Regions from separate parts of the Homo sapiens genome. Here region 2 is linked to region 1. The links are chromatin loops, found by intact Hi-C in ENCODE. Cell type or tissue: endothelial cell of umbilical vein. All regions are shown on one strand. Each heading gives the region's core, and the rest is flanking DNA. Links, peaks and the distances in the headings are about the cores only. Region 1 holds the start of C2CD4A (C2 calcium dependent domain containing 4A). Region 2 overlaps VPS13C (vacuolar protein sorting 13 homolog C).

Evidence for each region. Hi-C counts contacts between places; a loop is a spot of excess contacts. Peaks named below come from ENCODE experiments on the same cell type or tissue, not always from the same donor. Only the 100,000 strongest peaks of a DNase experiment are listed, where the experiment ranks them.
Region 2: it touches region 1 in a loop (10-fold over the local background); 59 of 110 quality-filtered maps call a loop at or near these places.

Annotation. Positions count from the first base shown.
Region 1 is chr15:62,066,399-62,075,201 of GRCh38, forward strand. C2CD4A (C2 calcium dependent domain containing 4A) reads left to right here and starts at 579. Exons shown (of 2, transcript NM_207322.3): 1 at 579-690; 2 at 1,187-4,519. The coding sequence starts at 1,216. The coding sequence ends at 2,325. RefSeq lists enhancers at 233-402, 803-1,318 and silencers at 392-686, 1,549-1,598, 1,729-1,868, 1,919-2,408. In endothelial cell of umbilical vein, for the core only: CTCF peaks have their summits at 2,237 and 5,532 (motif pointing left); DNase peaks (open chromatin) are centred at 933, 1,373, 2,133 and 5,473; H3K4me3 peaks cover 1,878 bases.
Region 2 is chr15:61,868,712-61,877,514 of GRCh38, forward strand. It overlaps VPS13C (vacuolar protein sorting 13 homolog C), which reads right to left. Exons shown (of 85, transcript NM_020821.3): 75 at 8,262-8,343; 76 at 7,021-7,134; 77 at 6,165-6,240; 78 at 4,535-4,698; 79 at 3,278-3,323; 80 at 789-912; 81 at 1-62. The region is part of intron 2 of LOC124903501 (a long non-coding RNA gene); the gene reads left to right. Among named protein-coding and RNA genes, the nearest start is that of LINC02349, 140 kb to the left of the region's middle. In endothelial cell of umbilical vein, for the core only: no CTCF peak of the experiment used is centred there; a DNase peak (open chromatin) is centred at 3,380.

The DNA of each region.
Region 1 (8,803 bases), core at 589-8,588:
AATAAAGTACTCTAATCTTAAGTGTACACTAGTTGATTGTTTTTACATATGGATACACCTCTGTAACTCCACCCTGATCAAGACATGAAATGTTCCCCCTAACCCAGAGGGGTTTATAATCAGAAAAGAACATCTAAAATCAGAACTGAAAACCGGAAAGCAAGTAAAGAACTTCGAAAGCTGGGCAACTGGGAAGCTGGATTTGGGGAAGGGTATTAGGCAAGAATAAGACAAACCGGACTTGTCTTCATTTTAATGGTGAATGTAGAGTACTTCTACGTGCTCACATTCATTACGCCCGTCGATCCTCACAATGACTCTGCGGTATAGTAGAGACTTAATACCATTTTGCATGTGAGGAAACAGAAACTTGTTCGGGGTTTCCGAGGAAAACACCTCCACCTGAAGCCGGAGAGAGAAAGAACTGGGTCTCCAAACCTTGCTCAGCAAATCCAGCCACGTGGCAGAGGGACAGGGAAGAGCCTGGCGTCAGGTTACCAGGCAGCGCCCCTCTGCTCGGCCCACTGGCAAGCGCTCCCAGCGGCAGGTATAAAAGCTCAGGCTGGCAGTCCTTGAACACTGGTGCTGAACCCCGCCGCGCGCGCTTTGAATTTCCCAGCCGCTAAGCGCCTCTCCTGGTCGGTGTCCCAGGCAGAAAGGTGCAGAGACCCATCTGACGCAGGACTCCAGGTATTTTAGGAGGGACCCATCGGCTTGCTTAATTCCCTGGGGGATTCGTCTGAGGCTCTTTGCCTCTGCAAGGGGAGAACCAGCCACAGTTTCCCGGAAGGAATAACAATTACTTTAATTCTAGCTGAGGACTAGACTGCTATGGTCCAAAGAGTCAGGAAACGATTGCAAGGCAATCGTTGGCACAGAGAACAGAGCGACTGAAGTTACAATCCAGCATTTTGTGAATCTCTGCCTTAGGCCAGCCAGGGCGGAGAGGGATTAAAACAAGCTCCGAAGTGTGTATTACAACACAGTTGAGATAGGACAAAAGAAAAACAGTTGTTTTTCGCTCACTGAAAAAATAGTTTGCAATAGCGGCAAGCAAGAGCAGTTTGCCTTGTTTCGGGAAAGGCAGGAAGAAACACCCCGAAAGTATTAATAGGAGAAAAGGAACAGGATTTACTGCACCTTGCGGGACTCGCTCTGACGATCCTTGTGCCTTTGTGCACTGCAGGTAGACAAGCTCCAGCAGAGAGTGGCCAGATGTGGTGCCTGGAGCGACTCCGCTTGGGTCCTGAGTGCCTTCGGCGGAGCGGAGACTGGCTTCTCCCGGGTCGGGCCCGCGGAGCCAAGTCTCGCACCACCGCCGCGTGCGCAAATGTGCTCACTCCGGACCGCATCCCTGAGTTCTGCATCCCGCCACGGCTCATGCCCCGCCTGGCCTTGGCTGCGCTCCGGAATTCTTGGGTCGAAGAAGCAGGGATGGACGAGGGCGCCGGCCGCACAGACTGGGACCCGCGCTCGCAGGCCGCGCTGTCACTGCCGCACCTGCCCCGTGTGCGCACCGCCTACGGCTTCTGCGCGCTGCTCGAGAGCCCGCACACGCGCCGCAAGGAGTCGCTCCTGCTCGGGGGCCCGCCCGCGCCCCGGCCCCGGGCCCACACCTACGGCGGCGGCGGCGGCCCGGACGCCCTCCTGGGGACCCTGCGCGTCCCGCGAGCTCCGGGCCCGGCGACCCCCGCGGCCCCCGGCTGTCCCCGCCCGCCCCAGGACGCGCTCGCCCGGCGGCCCCGCGGCTGCCGCCTCCTGCGCGTCCCCGACGGGCTGCTGAGTCGCGCGCTGCGGGCTGGGAGGAGTCGCCGCCTGACCCGCGTCCGCTCCGTCTCCAGCGGGAACGAGGACAAGGAGCGCCGCGCGGGCTCCCAGTCCCCGGCCCGGGCCCCCTCCACGAGCCCGCCGTCGTCCCGGGTCCCGTTTCCCGAGCGCCTGGAGGCCGAGGGCACCGTGGCTCTGGGCCGCGCCGGCGACGCCCTGCGCCTGGCCGCCGAGTACTGTCCGGGAACCGGGCGGCTCCGCCTCCGGCTGCTCCGCGCCGAGAGCCCGGCCGGAGGCGCCCCCGGGCCCCGAGCCGTCAGCTGTCGCCTCAGCCTCGTCCTGCGGCCGCCGGGCACCGCGCTTCGGCAATGCAGCACTGTGGTGGGGCGCAGCCGCAAGGCCTCCTTTGACCAGGACTTCTGCTTCGACGGCCTCTCGGAGGACGAAGTGCGCCGCCTGGCCGTTCGAGTCAAGGCCCGGGACGAGGGCCGCGGCCGGGAGCGGGGCCGCCTGCTGGGCCAGGGTGAGCTGTCCCTGGGCGCCCTCCTGCTGCTCTGAGGGCCCAGCCCTCCCCGGGGCGCTCTGCCCGGGGGACTCCGGACACTGACAGCCGCGTGGTACAAAATAAACGTGTATTTGTTGTTCTTATCAGTCCCGTTTCAGTACAACACTGGCAGAGATGATTCTAGATTAACTATCCCAGTAAAAGATATGATATTTTCCATAGATACCTCCAGAATTTTTTTCAGCAAATGGAATGGTTCTACAGTGTTTCCCAATATAGACAGCCATTTGCATACCATATGTACCACACACGCCTAGGAAATAATGAATCACATGAAGTGTTAGAACTAGAAAGTGTCTTGGCGATCTGTTTGCTCCAATCACCTCATTTTAAAATTGGTGCTTTCCACAACATGCATGGAGACCATCTTGGAGCATTTACTTTTGAAGCATTTTGTTTAAGACCCCGGATAAGAAAATGAGGGCAAAAGAGGTGAAGTGACTTGTCCAAGATCAACAGTGAATTATTAGTTGGAACGCCAGCCTGATACTCCTAGCTATATCTCACTGGAAAAGCATTGGAGAAAATGAAACCATTTTAATATTCTAAGCTTAAATAATAGTTATAATAGGCTAGGTGTGGCGGCTCACGCCTGTAATCCTGGCACTTTGGGAGGCCGAGGCGGGCAGATGGCTTGAGCCCAGGAATTTGAGACCAGGCTGGGCAACATGGGAAGACCGCGTCTCCATAAAAAATACAAAATTTAGCCGGACGTGGTGGCACGCACCTGTAGTTCCAGCTACTCTGGGGCTGAGGCGCAAGGATCACTTGAGCCTGGGAGGTCAAGGCTGCAGTGAGCCGAGATCGTGCCACTGCACTCCAACCTGGGCAACCGGAGTGAGACCCTGTCTGCAAATAATAATAATAATAATAAATAGTTTTACAAGCGTTAATTTATGTTTTAACCCCCAAAAGGAGGCACTGCTATGCCCATTTTACAGATGAGGATATTGAGGCACAGAATAAAGAGCAGAGCCAGAATTTGAACCTAGACAATCAGCATTTCACTCATTACTCTTATGTAGGTAATACCACAGTGTCTAAAGGGCTCGCTATTAAAGTTGCGAGTATTGTGCAACTTCTCTCTGAAACTGTTGACACTGAAGTTCGTGTCTACTTGTATTCCTCATCCTGCTTTTGGTGAAAAAACAAATTGCTTGAAATGAATAATTTATTATCTCATGCTAATAACTTCAGGCATTGAGATGAGCTGATGGGTCTAAAGCTCTGAGGAGGAAGCTAACCGGCCTCAGAATCATAGAAATGGGTGCCAGCCTTGTTGTAACCAGGTGAGTTTATCTGCTGGAACAGGCAGTGGAGAGTGTACAGATAGCATGGTTTTACCTCTGGCTTCTGATAATAATTCCAGATTTAACAATCCTGTTTTAGAGGACGATTTTCCCTCATCCCTTGAATTCACTGCCAGCAGGGCATTTTTTTCTTTTTTTTATGCAAATAGGAAAATGCATCCTAAATGAGGGTTTAAAAAATTGAAAATATTTAAATATACAGGATGGTGTTAAATATGACTCCATTATCAATCTGGATTCAGAAATGGTTTCTGCTTTATTTTATTTCATTTTATCTTTTAGAAACAAGGCGTCACTCTGTCACCCAGGCTGGAGTGCAGTGGTGTGATCATAGCTCACTGCAGCCTCTACCTCCTGACACAAGCTGTCATCCCGCTTTGGCTTCTCAAAGTGCTAGGATTATAGGCGTGAGCCACCATGCCCGACCAGTTTCTGCTTTTATTAAAATTGTTCACAGTTTTATACATTCATGTTCATTAAAAATGCTATTTAGAAAAGAGTTTGATAAAATAAATATTATACAAAATTCGAAGAAAAAAGAAAAGAGTTTCTGTTTCAGTCACAAATTAGGGTTATTGTGATGTGTATTTATGATGACCATTGAACAAATGTGAAGAATACTGTGAATTCTATGACTTTATCAAAATCAGCCACATCCAGGAGCTTGCAGTTGTTGACCAAATGAATGATGACATAGAGTAGTTCAGATCTATCATGTGCTCTTCTATCTAATCAGTCAATATTTCCTTGGCCCTCAAGCCAACATTCATTTTTTATGTATAACCTTCTTCATGATTTTGAAATTTTGATAGGGTAACTGCTAATGAGTTCACAAATGTAGCACTTTAAAAGGAAAATAAATGGAGAGTGAAAACAACTTGGCTACGTATAATTGTGGGTTTTAATTTTTCTGTTTTTAAAATAAAAAATGGCATTGATAGTTTCAATAGCCCAAGTTTTTATTCCAGAAGATGTTGCAATAACTGTTGTCACTAGATTATATACATGTCATTTTATTAAGTAGATTTTTTTTCGTGAAAGTAAATCAGTGCATTTGAGGGATCTAAATTTTTTATGAAATAGTGGTGGTGATTTCCAAACAGAATCACCATTAATGGCAAGTTATGGTTGATCAAATAACCTGAGTCTAATCAAAAAGGTTTTAAAGGGGCTGAGATAGAATCATAAATGATAAAATCATAAAATTTTAGAGTTGAAAAGAACTTTAATAATCATTTTGTGCCGGGTGCGGTGGCTCATGCCTGTAATCCCAGCACTTTGGGAGGCCGAGGCAGGCCGATCACAAGGTCAAGAGTTTGAGACCAGCCTGACCAACATAGTGAAACCCTGTCTCTACTAAAAATGCAAAAAAATTAGCCGGGTGTGGTGGTGCACACCTGTAATCCCAGCTACTCGGGAGGCTGAAGCAGGAGAATCACTTGAACCCAGGAGGTGGAGGTTGCAGTGAGCCAAGATCGCGCCACTGCACCCCAGCCTGGACAACAAAGCGAAACTGTCTCAATAAATAAATAAACAAATAAATAAGTAAATATTTAAAAATAATCATTTTGTGCAAATCTATATCATAGAAGTGGACCAGAGAAGCAAATTTTAGATTGCCCCAAATCACACAGTCAGTAAAAAGAGCTGAGACTAGAACCAATTTGATTTTCATTTTGCTCTTCAATCTAATGGCTCTTTGACTACTAATTCCAGGAAAAGAGAAACACTGTACATCACTAATCTAATCTAATGTTTTTGCATTCAAGAAATCTTACTTGCAATACAAATGTTTGGGATAACATTAGCCTTTCTGGGGCAAATTTAAATTTCATTTACACTTTACTGCCCTCTAGTGGATCCCTCAAGTGTTTTGTCAATTGGCTCTACCCCTATTATTAGATATTAGACCATTTCAACTAAAGGTCAATCTAATGCCAGGACCCTATTTTCTTGAAGACCTTTGCTAATATTAGATTGTAGTGAAGATTCACATTGCAAAGTAACTTAATACACCTATCTGAGAGCACAAGGTGGCAAAAATATTTTAGATTTAAATAAAGAGGGGAAAACTTTTTCCTTTAATAATGAAGTTGGGAGTGTGTGGCAATAGCATGTTGGTTACAGAAAACTGCTTTTAATAGTTCTCATGTTTCTTCTCATCAAGCTTTAGTACTCACATCTTCTCCATAAATGATATGGCATGATCTTGCTTCTTTGTGGTTTAAATATCTTTTCTTTGAACATATTCAAAGAAAAGCCCTACACAATAAACAGAATATGCCGGTTTAAATAGCATCAGTTGAGTAAAAATTTTAACACTGCATTGTCAGCTGGTTTTACAAAGATAATGTATTCTAACCTAAAATGCTAGCTTCAGTATGGCTCAAATATTCCCAGATGATAATTTCTTTGAATCTGATTTTCTTTTATACACACCTCAACAATTCACATTCTCCCCATATCCATCCCCAGCACTTAGTTTAACCATGGCATTTAAGAAACTGTTCTGCCTCCAGGCTTTTGAGTTCACAGAAAAAACAGATGCACGACAGCCCATGGTGTTTTGAAACCCAAGTTTTACTATTCTGTACATTCACGTAGCAAAATCCCATCAAATTAATGTCATAGACATTATAAGCCCATAATAAAATTCTTAGCTAAGAATTCTCCATAGCCCTACTGATTCTGCCTTCTATTACTGTAGATTAGTTCAATCTGTAGAATTTTATATACATGGAAAAATTAAGTATATATTCTTTTTGGGGGAATCTGGCTCCTTTCACTCAGCATTATTGAGATATATCCATGTTGTTGCCTATATCAATAGTTCATTCTTTATATTGCTGACTGGATGACTATCAAATGTCTAAACCCCAATTATTTTATCCCTTTATCTGTAACTGTTTTCCTTGCACTCATTATTTGTTTCTTTTTTCCCTTCTCCTCTTTTTCTGATTTCTCTGGTTTTAATTGAACATTTCATAGGATTTTACTTTATCCTCTTTCTTAGCATATCAATCATAGTTCTTTTTAAAATTTCTTTAGTGTTTGCCCTAGTGTTTGCATTATGCATTTGCAAGTAATCTAAATCCCTTTCAACTAACACTATACCAAGCTTGTCCAATCTGCAGTCCGTGGACGGCATGCGGCCCAGGATGGCTTTGAATACGGCCCAACACAAATTTGTAAACTTTCTTAAAACATTATACGATTTTTTTTTTGCTTTTTTTTTTTAGCTCATCAGCTATTGTTAGTATATTTTTTGTGGGGCCCAAGACATTCTTCTTCTAATGTGGCCCATGTCAAAAGATTGGGTACCCCTGCACTATATACTGCTTCATGGGCAGGTAGCTATATTATAATAGGGTATTCCCAATTCCTCCCTCCCTTCCCTTAACACATTGTAATTTATTTAATTTATCTGTTCTTTGGTGTCTGTCATTCATTTGGAAAAACTTTCATCCATTTTTACTTCATTTGCTTCATTCTCTCTTTCTTTTCCTCTCAATCACTCATATGTTACATCTTTTGGAATCATCACACAGTCTTGGATATTCTGCTCTTTTTTTTTCTCTTTGCATTGCAGTTTGGGAAATTTCTATGGACATGTCTCCAAGTTCATTGGTTATTTCCTTGGCCATGTCCAATCTATTAATGAAGCCATTTTAAATTTTCAACATTTCCTTTTGATTCATTTTTTAGGTTTTCCTGTCTCTGTTTACATTGCCCACATGTTCTTGCATGTTGTCTGCTTTTCCCATTCTAGCCCTCAACGTATTAATTATAGTTATTTTAAATTCCTGGTCGGACAGTTCTAAAACCTGTGTCGTATCTGAGTCTGGTTCTCTTGCTTTGTCTCTTCAGATCGTTTTTATCTTGTCTCCTAGTGTGCCTTATTGAAAGCTGGGCATGAATAATCAGATACTAGGAACTGAGGTAAATAGTGTGAGGCTTTATGTTTATCTGGAGGAGTTATGCTGTGGTTGCTCTTTGCTATAGCTGTAAGTATCTGCGGCCAGTTTCCCTTAATGTCCATGTTTTTATCTCCTCTGCTGTCTTGAGTATCCCTAAGAGCACCTTCTTACATAAAGCATCTGCCTTGAAACTCTTTCAGCTGTTATCCACTGATGTCCTGACCCCTGTTGATATGGTGGTAAATGTTGGGAAAGGAAAGCAGTCTATAACTCTATGATTAAATCTCAGTCTACTAGTGGACCATTGTCCTTGGGTTGAGACCTTCACAAATGTTTCTTAGCCTTTTTTCTCCAGGTGAGATGGGAAGGCTAGCAGGGCTCAAGTTGAGGAATTGCCCCTCTCCTAAGCTCATAAGACTCTGGTAAGGTCCTTTTCTCAAGAAGAGTAGATTTTTGTTATGGAAAAATGCTTTGAGAGTATTTCAAAATGATTACTGCTAAGTTTTCTCTTAGCTCTTCACCATGAGAACCTGGTGGGGCTTCTGGGAATAACCCATGAAAGTGCGCCACCTACAACACCCTTCCCCCAACCCCAAGACTGTGGATCGCAGGAGTATCTCATGCTCACATTAGTCCATACTCAGCCTCCAGGAATTTGTCAAAATAACCATTTAGTATTCCCATTAGTTTATGGCTCCAGTAGCTTCTGCTCCAGGTAAGCTGATCTTGGCTTGACTCTCCATGTCAGCTTGTTCCTCCAGATTTCAGGGTAGTGGTTTGCCTTGCTACATCTAATCTCTGATAGGTCTAAGAAAAATTATGAATTTTTAGTTTGTTCATTTTTGTTTTCTTATTGTAAGAATGGGAATGACAACTTTCAAGCTCTTTATATGGTGGAGTTCATTATGAGACAAGCTTAAAGGGAGGCTGACCCCATTTGGGAAGTTAGGCTTCCAGAATCAGTATCCATTCTCCTGCTAATAGATATTTAGATTATGTCCAATTTCAAGCTTTTATGAATAAAACTGCTACAAAAATTCATGTACAAGACTTTGCATGGTTGTATGATTTCATTCCTCTTGGGTAAATACCTAGAGTGGAACAGCTGGATCATTATATGGTAGCTGTATATTTAACTTTCTAAGAAACTGACATACTCTTTTCCAGAGTGGTTGTGTCATTTTACTTTCTTACCAACAAGGTGTAAGAGTTCTGGTTGCTCAACACCCTCACCAACACTTGCA
Region 2 (8,803 bases), core at 221-8,220, 200 kb before region 1:
CATCTTCATGGATCAGGCGAGGGGGACGGAGGCTAGATACTTCCTCAGTTGATTCTGCTGCCCTGAATAAGGCATCAGAGTAAGTGTAAGAAAATACGTGAGAGTCTTTCAAAATAATGTGTGTGTTGATTAAATACATAAATATTTCACAAAAAACAATCAGTAATTTTAAATAGCTTTCCCCAAATAATGCAAAAGTATTAAAACCAAGTCTGTCTGACTCCAAATCCCCCAACCTTTTCTAAAATAAAAAGAAATATCAAAATAATAAAAGCAGGGCCTAGCTCATCTACTCTTTGTATCCTTGGTGTCTAGCACAGGGCTTGGCACATGGTAGGTAATAAACATTTGTTGAATAAAAGAGAAATTTAGCCATAAAATATGTCTCTTTTCTTTTCTTTTTTCTTTTTTTTTTTTTTTTTTTGAGACAAAGTCTCCCTCTGTTGCCCAGGCTGGAGTGCAGTGGCACGATCTCAGCTCACTGCAACCTCCGCCTCCTAGGTTCACGCGGTTCTCATGCCTCAGCCTCCCGAGTAGCTAGGATTACAGGTGCCCGCCACCACGCCCAACTAATTTTTGTATTTTTAGTAGAGATGGGGTTTCACCATGTTCGCAAAATATGTCTTTTCTTATTCCTTTCTGGAGGCACTCTATGTTTTAAAGCTACCACAGCTTTCAATTAGACTTTAAGATCCTTAGGAGCAGGCAAATAATCTAATCTATTTATGTATTCCTTGTAATAATTAGCACACAGACACATACCTTGCACATAGTATGTACTCAATTACCTCTGAATGCCTTGGAAGGTACTACTGGCCATATCTACGATTCCACCAGTTGGACGGGCCACAGCACCCACAAGCCCTTTTCCAATTCCTTTAAAGAATCCAGCAGCTCCTTCCTTTTTGGCACCTTCAGAAAACCAATGACCATGAATGGATAAAGATATTTTTAAATGAGCAAGTTTGAGCTCAACCAAAACCTGGGCCAGATACTGAACTGTTTTACCCAGGAAGTTACAAAAATTTGGCTTTCTAAAGAAGTTAAATGTAATCCTAATGTGATAAAATAGTGGTTTCTCAAAGTGTGTTAGAAATGCGCATTCCTGGGCCCCACCCCAGACCTACTGAATCAGAAACTCTGGGGGCGGGGCCAGCATTTATGTTTTTCTAAGCACTCCAGGTGATCCTGACACATGCTCAAGTTTGAGAACTACTGATCTAGGAGTCTCATCAGTACCTGCAACTTGCAGGTGTAAGAAGGGACCAGTAAACATTCTCTTTTTTAATGCTGACCGTTAGATTTTTCAAGGAGTGTGCTTTTAAAAAAATATATAACAACTTTATTGAAATGCAATTCATATACCATAAAATTTACCATTTAAAATGTACAAATTAAATTTTAGGATAAATTAGCTTTTAGTATGTTCAGACTTCTACAACTATCACCACAATCCATTTCAGAAAATGTTTATCATTTTAAAAAGAAACCCCCTTTCCATTAGCAATCATTCCCTATTTCCCCCAGCCTCTCCCCACCAAATCTTACTCAGTGTACCTCCATTCCTCCCTGCCCCTCCCCACCTCCAGACTAGGTAACCACCTACAGATACTTTCTATCCCTATGGATTTGCCTATTCTGGACATTTCAGACAAATGGAATTATGTAATATGTGGTGTACTGTGACTTTTTTTTCTACTTAGCATCATGTTTTCAAGGTTCATCCATTTTGTAACAAGTACCAGTACATGATTCCTTTTTATGACTGAGTACTACTCTAATGTATGAAAATATCACCTTTTGTTTATTCATGTATCAGGTGATGGACATTTGGGTTGTTTCCATCTTTTGGTTATTTTGAATAATGGTGCTATGAACATTTGTGCACAGTTTTTGTTTGAACACCTGTTTTCAAATCTTCTGGGTATAAACCTAGGAGTAGAATTGCTGGGACACATGGTGACTCTGTGTTTAACTTTTTGAAGCACTGACAGACTATTTTCTTCCAAAATGACTGCATTATTTTACAGTCCCACTAGTAGTGTATGAGGGTTCCAATTTCTCCACATCCTCTTAACACTTGATTCTAGCCATCCCAGTAGGTGTGAAACGGTATCTCATAGTTTTGACTCGCATTTCCCTGTCGACTAATGATGTTTACCATCCTTTTATGTGTTTATTGGCCATATGTATATCTTCTTTGGAGAAATGTCTATTCATATCTTTTGCTCATTTAAAATTGTGTTGTCTTTTTATTGTTGATTTTTAATAGTTCTCTATATTTTCTAGATATGTCTTTTATCACATATATGATTTGCAAAAATTTTCTTCCATTCTGTGGGCTGTCTTTTCCCTGTCTTCATGGTTGTCCTTTGAAGCACAAAAATTTTAAATTTTGATGAAGTTCAATTTATGTATTTGATGAAGTCCAATTTATGTATCTTTTCTAGCAAAGTTTTGCCTAATCCAAAGTCATGAAGATTGACTCCTATATTTTCCTCTGAGTTTAATGGTTTTGCTCTTACATTTAGGTATTTAATCCATTGTGAACTCATTTTTATATATGGTACAGGTAGGGGTCCAATTTTGTTCTTTTGCTCATAGATATGAAGTTGTCCCAGCAAATTTCTTGAGGACGGTTCTTTCCTATTGAATTATCTTGACATCCTTGTCGAAGATCAGTTAACCATAAGTAAGAGTCTATTTCTGACTCCTTCTGAACTCTATTTCTGAATAGTATCCCACTGTTCTATATGTCTATCCTTATGTTAGTACTACACTGTCTTAGTTACTGTAGCTTTACAGTAAGTTTTCAATTTGGGAAGTAGAAGTCCTCCAACTTTGTTCTTTTTCAAGACTTTTTTTTTGGCTATCTGGGATCCCTGGAATGGCCATATAAATTTTGGACTTGGCTTGTCAATTTCTGCAAAGAAACCAACTGGGATTTTGATAAGGGTTGCACTGAATAAGCAATGTGCTTTTTTAATGGGATAAAAACAACAACAGCAAAACTGAGTAAATTGCTACTGAGGACCCAAACAAATCTAGTTTATCTCTGGCCCTGCTAAAAATAGCATTCAAAGTCTGAAGCATGATCTACTACTTAACCTCTCTGCTTTCTAAGGAAAATACATTCATTGAGCAACTTAAGGCTACGAATATAAAATTCAGTCAGTAATTTTCTCAATCAAGTATATAGCAGCAATAACATCTACTATGTTTACTAATAGCATCAAGTCTTCAGACTTTGTAAAGGAAGGAAATATTTTCAACATACCTTCCACAGGTTTTGTTATTATTCCAGTCACTCCACCAACAACTCCCTGAAAGAGAAATCAATCATATAGTTTAGACTGAATGGAAGGTGTTTAATTTTAAACCAACCACTAGAGGTCTCTACAGACATACTGGAAATAACAACAACAACAACAAAAATTGAAGACTTAACTTGATAATGTGAACAACATACACATATAAGTTAGCACTATGATTTTTCAAATATCATATCACAGCAAATCTTAAATGAAAGCATTTTATAAATTTTATAAAAGAAACAGGAGTAAAGCAGGTAAAAGGATTTTAAATCTGGCTATGACACCAATCAGCTACGTAACCATGGGTAGCTGAAATCTCTTTAAGTCTCAGTTTCCACATCAGCAAAATGAGTGAGTTGAGCCAAATAATATTTACTATCTAATTATAAATTTTAAGGGGATTACATTGTAACTTAGTGGAAGTGTAGAAAACTGAAAATAAAGGGCCCTCCCAGGGACAGGTAATAACCTGGCAAATAAAGTGCCTTAGTAACTGTAACACCCAACATTACAAATTACTATCAAAAAACACAGCAGTTTCCTGAAATTATTTCCAAAATTAAAACATGAATATACTAATACATTTTTAATCATTATGAAGTAATGGTAGTAAAATACCTGTATATTCTATGAACACACAGAAAGAGAACTGATGGATACACACTTAAATTGGAAACAGATGAGATGATTAGGGTATTCTAGCCTTACTTATAATGTTTTATTTACTTATTAACAATAACTTTTAAGTTCTTATAATTATAAGAATATTCATACATCACCTATATAATTAAGCAGTATTCATATATTACCTATATAATTTTAAAAGTATTAAAAAGTAATGAAAGGCAGTTCCTGGATTATCAACAATTAATTTTCACACATCCCTTCCACAGAAACAGTCAATTGCTGATGACCTGCAGAGCTCCTTCTCCCTCTAGTTTCCATAGGTACCATGTATCTCTGCTTCTCACTTCCTCGCCTTCTACACCAGTACTACCCTGTCATCATTACAGTTTTATGAAATCTGACAATTCAGGGGATAGATCTGGTGGTGACAATGGGGAAGGGGAGCAAAAAGGAAACTGGGAAGTCCATCATTTATCATTCTTTCTATTCCTACAGGCCTAGACTCATAAGCAGCATTCTAAGTTTCACACAACCAGCTAGAATACACTTTTTTTTAAGTTGCAGATTTCTTAAAGATTCAGCAAAGAACTTACTCGCAGAAAGCCCTTTCCTCCTCTGGCCAGGCTGTCTCCAAAATCTCTGGGCTGTCGACTCAACTCTTCTCTTCTTTTTTGCTGATATTCCTTGTCCATTGTAATTGCTGCCAAACCTTTCCCAACAGAACCGGTGATTCGAGATACAACTCCTGCTGCACCACCTATCAAAGACAAGGGATTAATTTCTAGAATATACAAGGAACTATACAAGGAACTCAACAGCAAGAAAACAAATAATCTGATTTTAAAATAGGCAAACGATCTGAATAAATATTTCTGAAAAGGAGACATACAAATGGCCAACAAGTATATGAAAAAATGTTCAAGATCAATAATCATCAGGAAAGTGCAAATCAAAACCACAGTGAGATATTATCTCACCCCAGTTAGAATAGTTATTATAAAAAAGACAAAAAAAATCACAAACGCTGTCAAAGAAGTGGAGAAAAGGGAATGCTTACACACTGAGAGTGGAAATATAACTTAATACAGCTATTATGGAAAACAGTATGGAGGCTCCTCAAAAAACTGAAACTAGAACTACCGTATGATCCAGCAATCCAACTACTGGGTATATACCCAAAAGAAAAGAAATGAGTATATCAAGAGATGTCTGCACTCCCATGTTTACTGCAGCACTAGTGACAATAGCTAACATATGCAATCAATCTAAGTGTCTATCAACGGATGAATGGATAAAGAAAATGTGATACACACACACACACACACAAACAGAATACTACTCAGGCATTAAAAAAAATGAAAACCGGTCATTCACAGCAACTTGGATGAGCCTGGAGGACATTATGTTAAGTGAAATAAGTCTGGCACAGAAAAACAAATACTGCATGTTCTCATTCACATCTGACAGCTAAAGAAGTTGAACTCATAGAATTAGAGAGTAGAACTGTGGTTATTAAAGGCTGAGATGGGTAGGGGGAGGAGAGGATAGGGAGAGATTGGTTAATGGATACAACATCACAACCAGATAGGAGAATAAGTTCTAGCATGCTATAGCACTGTAGGGTGACTATAGTTAACAACAACTTATTGTATGTCTTCAAATAGCTAGAAGAGAGGGTCTTGAATGTTCCCAACACAAAGAAATGATAAATGTTCGAGGTGATAAATATGCTAATTACCAGATTTGATCACTACATATTGTATACATTTATCAAAATATCACTCTATACCCCATAAATATATACAATCATGTGTCAATTAAAAATAAAATAATTTTTTAAGGCTCAGAGAAGTTACATTGTTTATATAAACAGCATTATCACAATATATAGCATGCAATTGCTTTAAACTAATAGGTGCTTAAAATTCTGTCTCATACAAAAAATGCAGAAATTAACTTTTCCCATCTAACAAGAAAAGGAATAAAATTATTTAATTTAAATGTAAAATTATTTGCATTTATTCAACACTACAAAGACATATTAAAAAACCAGCAGTCTACTGTTATTTTTCATTTAAAAACATGGGAAACATGTCTTTTAAAAGGGATTATTAAGAAAGTGATCCCTCCTTTATTAAATAAAAGCATTTGTTTTTCATAACAACGTATTTCATAACAATATAATAAAAAATATACACATATACACAAATATGTGATACATACCTACTGTGTGTCCAAAGAGGCTTCTCACTCCAATCACTAACCCCTCTGCAAATTCTTCAGGGCCTTGAACAGCACCCTGGCAAAAAAAAATAAAAAATAATCTTATTATTTAAAATTTAAGTTTCAGACTTTTACTTTAATAGTTCAGGGTTTGCAAGAAGAATCCAAATCTGTAAAAATCCATAAACATTGTGATGAATCAATTTTCACTTCTACCCCAAATATGGATAGAATATCTATTGTGTTTGAAGACACTTTCAACCTACATGATCTTAGCAAATTCTTTAAGTCAAAAATTGGATAGGTATAAATCACTGGCTTCAATTACAATTTGAAGTTGGCCTCCCAGAACTAAGTTTCATCAAATTGCTAAAACAAGATGCAGTGATAACAAGAGTAAGAGCCCACAGATTTTTTTACTGTCTTATTCTCTCATTTATTTTCTCTGCTTTATTCTCCGAAAACCCTCATACACTGGGCTGGCTGCTAGACCCTTTAAATGGAGGGGAATAGGTTAGATGACAGCTTGAATATGAAACAAACTTTGCTTTCAGTGCCCTATTAGTCCCTTCCACAATGGTGGAACAGTCTTGAAAGTCTTAATCTACCCAGCACTCTAAATATTCTTACAACTACATTAAATCCTGGCAAATGTGGGCAGCGCTCATTAAATTCTAAACAATCATCCAATGTTATCTCATGTACCTTTAAATAAAAATATAAAATTGATATACTTTTGTGATTTGAACATTATTCAATTCCAAGATACAATTACAATGCAAATTACTATTTGTTATTAAAAAATAGACCATCCATTTTTCTGTACCTATCCTTAGAACAAATAAGAGGTCAATACCTGGAAGGGTTCATAGAATAAAGCTTCAACTCCTTCAGACAGACCTCTAATTAATCCAAATGGGTTTCCAAGTACATCTAACCCCAATACAAGGACATACATCTGTTTCAAGAACTAAAAAAGAAAAAAAATTAAATTAAGTCCTTCACAACTATTGTAAGAAACATCATAATGAAATAGAAAAAAAGAGATTTACTGATAAAATTAAGTTTGTGTTAAAAGAAAGCTGTATGGAATAATCACCACTACCTCCACTAATGGATCTTTTACTGTGTGCCAGGCACTATGCTAATTTAAACAGCTTTTAAATTAGACAGAACTAGGTTTGACGCACAGGCTGCCACGTAGCAGTTATGTGACCCTGTGCAAGTCATTTAGTATCTAACAGCCTGTCTTCTAATCTATAAAATGGAAGGTCAGGCTGGGTGTGGTGGCTCATGCCTGTAATCCCAACAGTTTAGGAGACTGAGATGAGAGGATCACTTGAGGCCAGGAGTTAATGACCAGTCTGGGCAACATAGTGAGACTCCGTCTCTATAAAAACTCAAAATTTTTTAAAAAGGGAAGTTACACTGTCCTTGCATGGGTGAGTATGCATATTAAATGAATACATAATTCAGTAATTGTTAGTTTTTTTTAGTATTACTTTACCATCATTATTAATAAATTAGATGGAAAATAATAACCAAAACAAAAAAAAGGGAAAACATATCCTCATTTTAACATGTAACAATCATAATGTCTGTATATGTAATAGGAGAAAGAATATTCCAGCAGTGGAAGGAAAGGAGATGTCACCATGCAGTTCCATGGTATAGCAATTGTACCAAAGTGACCTGCAACAACTACTGTTTCTATGCATACATACTTGAACCACAGAGTAACTGAGGCACAGGGAGGAAACCGGCTTAGAATTCTGCTTGCAGTTCACTAGATTATATTCAGAAACTATAATCACTGAAGAAATCAAGTATAATGACTATAAAGTCACTATTCTTTCCCAAAGTGGTAAAAGTATAATTGCAAAGTCAAAAAAGGAACTGGAGGAAAATTTTCAAAAGGTGTATAAAGAGGGGTTGAACTAAAGAAACAGAAATTAATCATTGAAGAAAGCCACTAAATACGGAGATTTCAAAGTGAGATAAATTAGATAAACATTACTGCACACTATACAGTCACATGCAAATGTTTTGATATTTTATGAAGTATATTCCTTATGAAATACTATGATAGGAAATTACCTGTTCACTGTAATGCCTAACAACACTCCATATAAGCTGATCTCTCTTGTAGAACTGATATCGAATTTCATAATAAGCAAGTCTGGGAGGAGAAAAAGGAAAGATTCAAAGATACTAATATTATATGATAAAAAAAGAGACTTAAAATTTGAATGACAGCTAATGCTAATCATAGCCAATTCTTTCACAATTGACTTCGTACATTTACCACATACAATTTATGATTGTCTTAATAATGGTTACTAAATTATTATAAAAACAGTGCACAAGTTTTTCATATATGCATAAAGAGTTCTTTAAAAGTCAACCATCATCCCATCACATAGTGGATTTTAAAGGTTTATTTTCGTATTTCGCACTTAGAATTCTTTCTTTTATATGCAATGATAAAATGTTTAAAACATTTTGTATGCCCTGTTTACACTCAACACTGTGGAAAAGTATTTCTCTATGTTATTTAAAACTTGACATAACCATTTTTAACGGATGCATAGCATGCTACCATGTGGCAGTGTCGTAACAAACAATTCTTCCACTGTCAG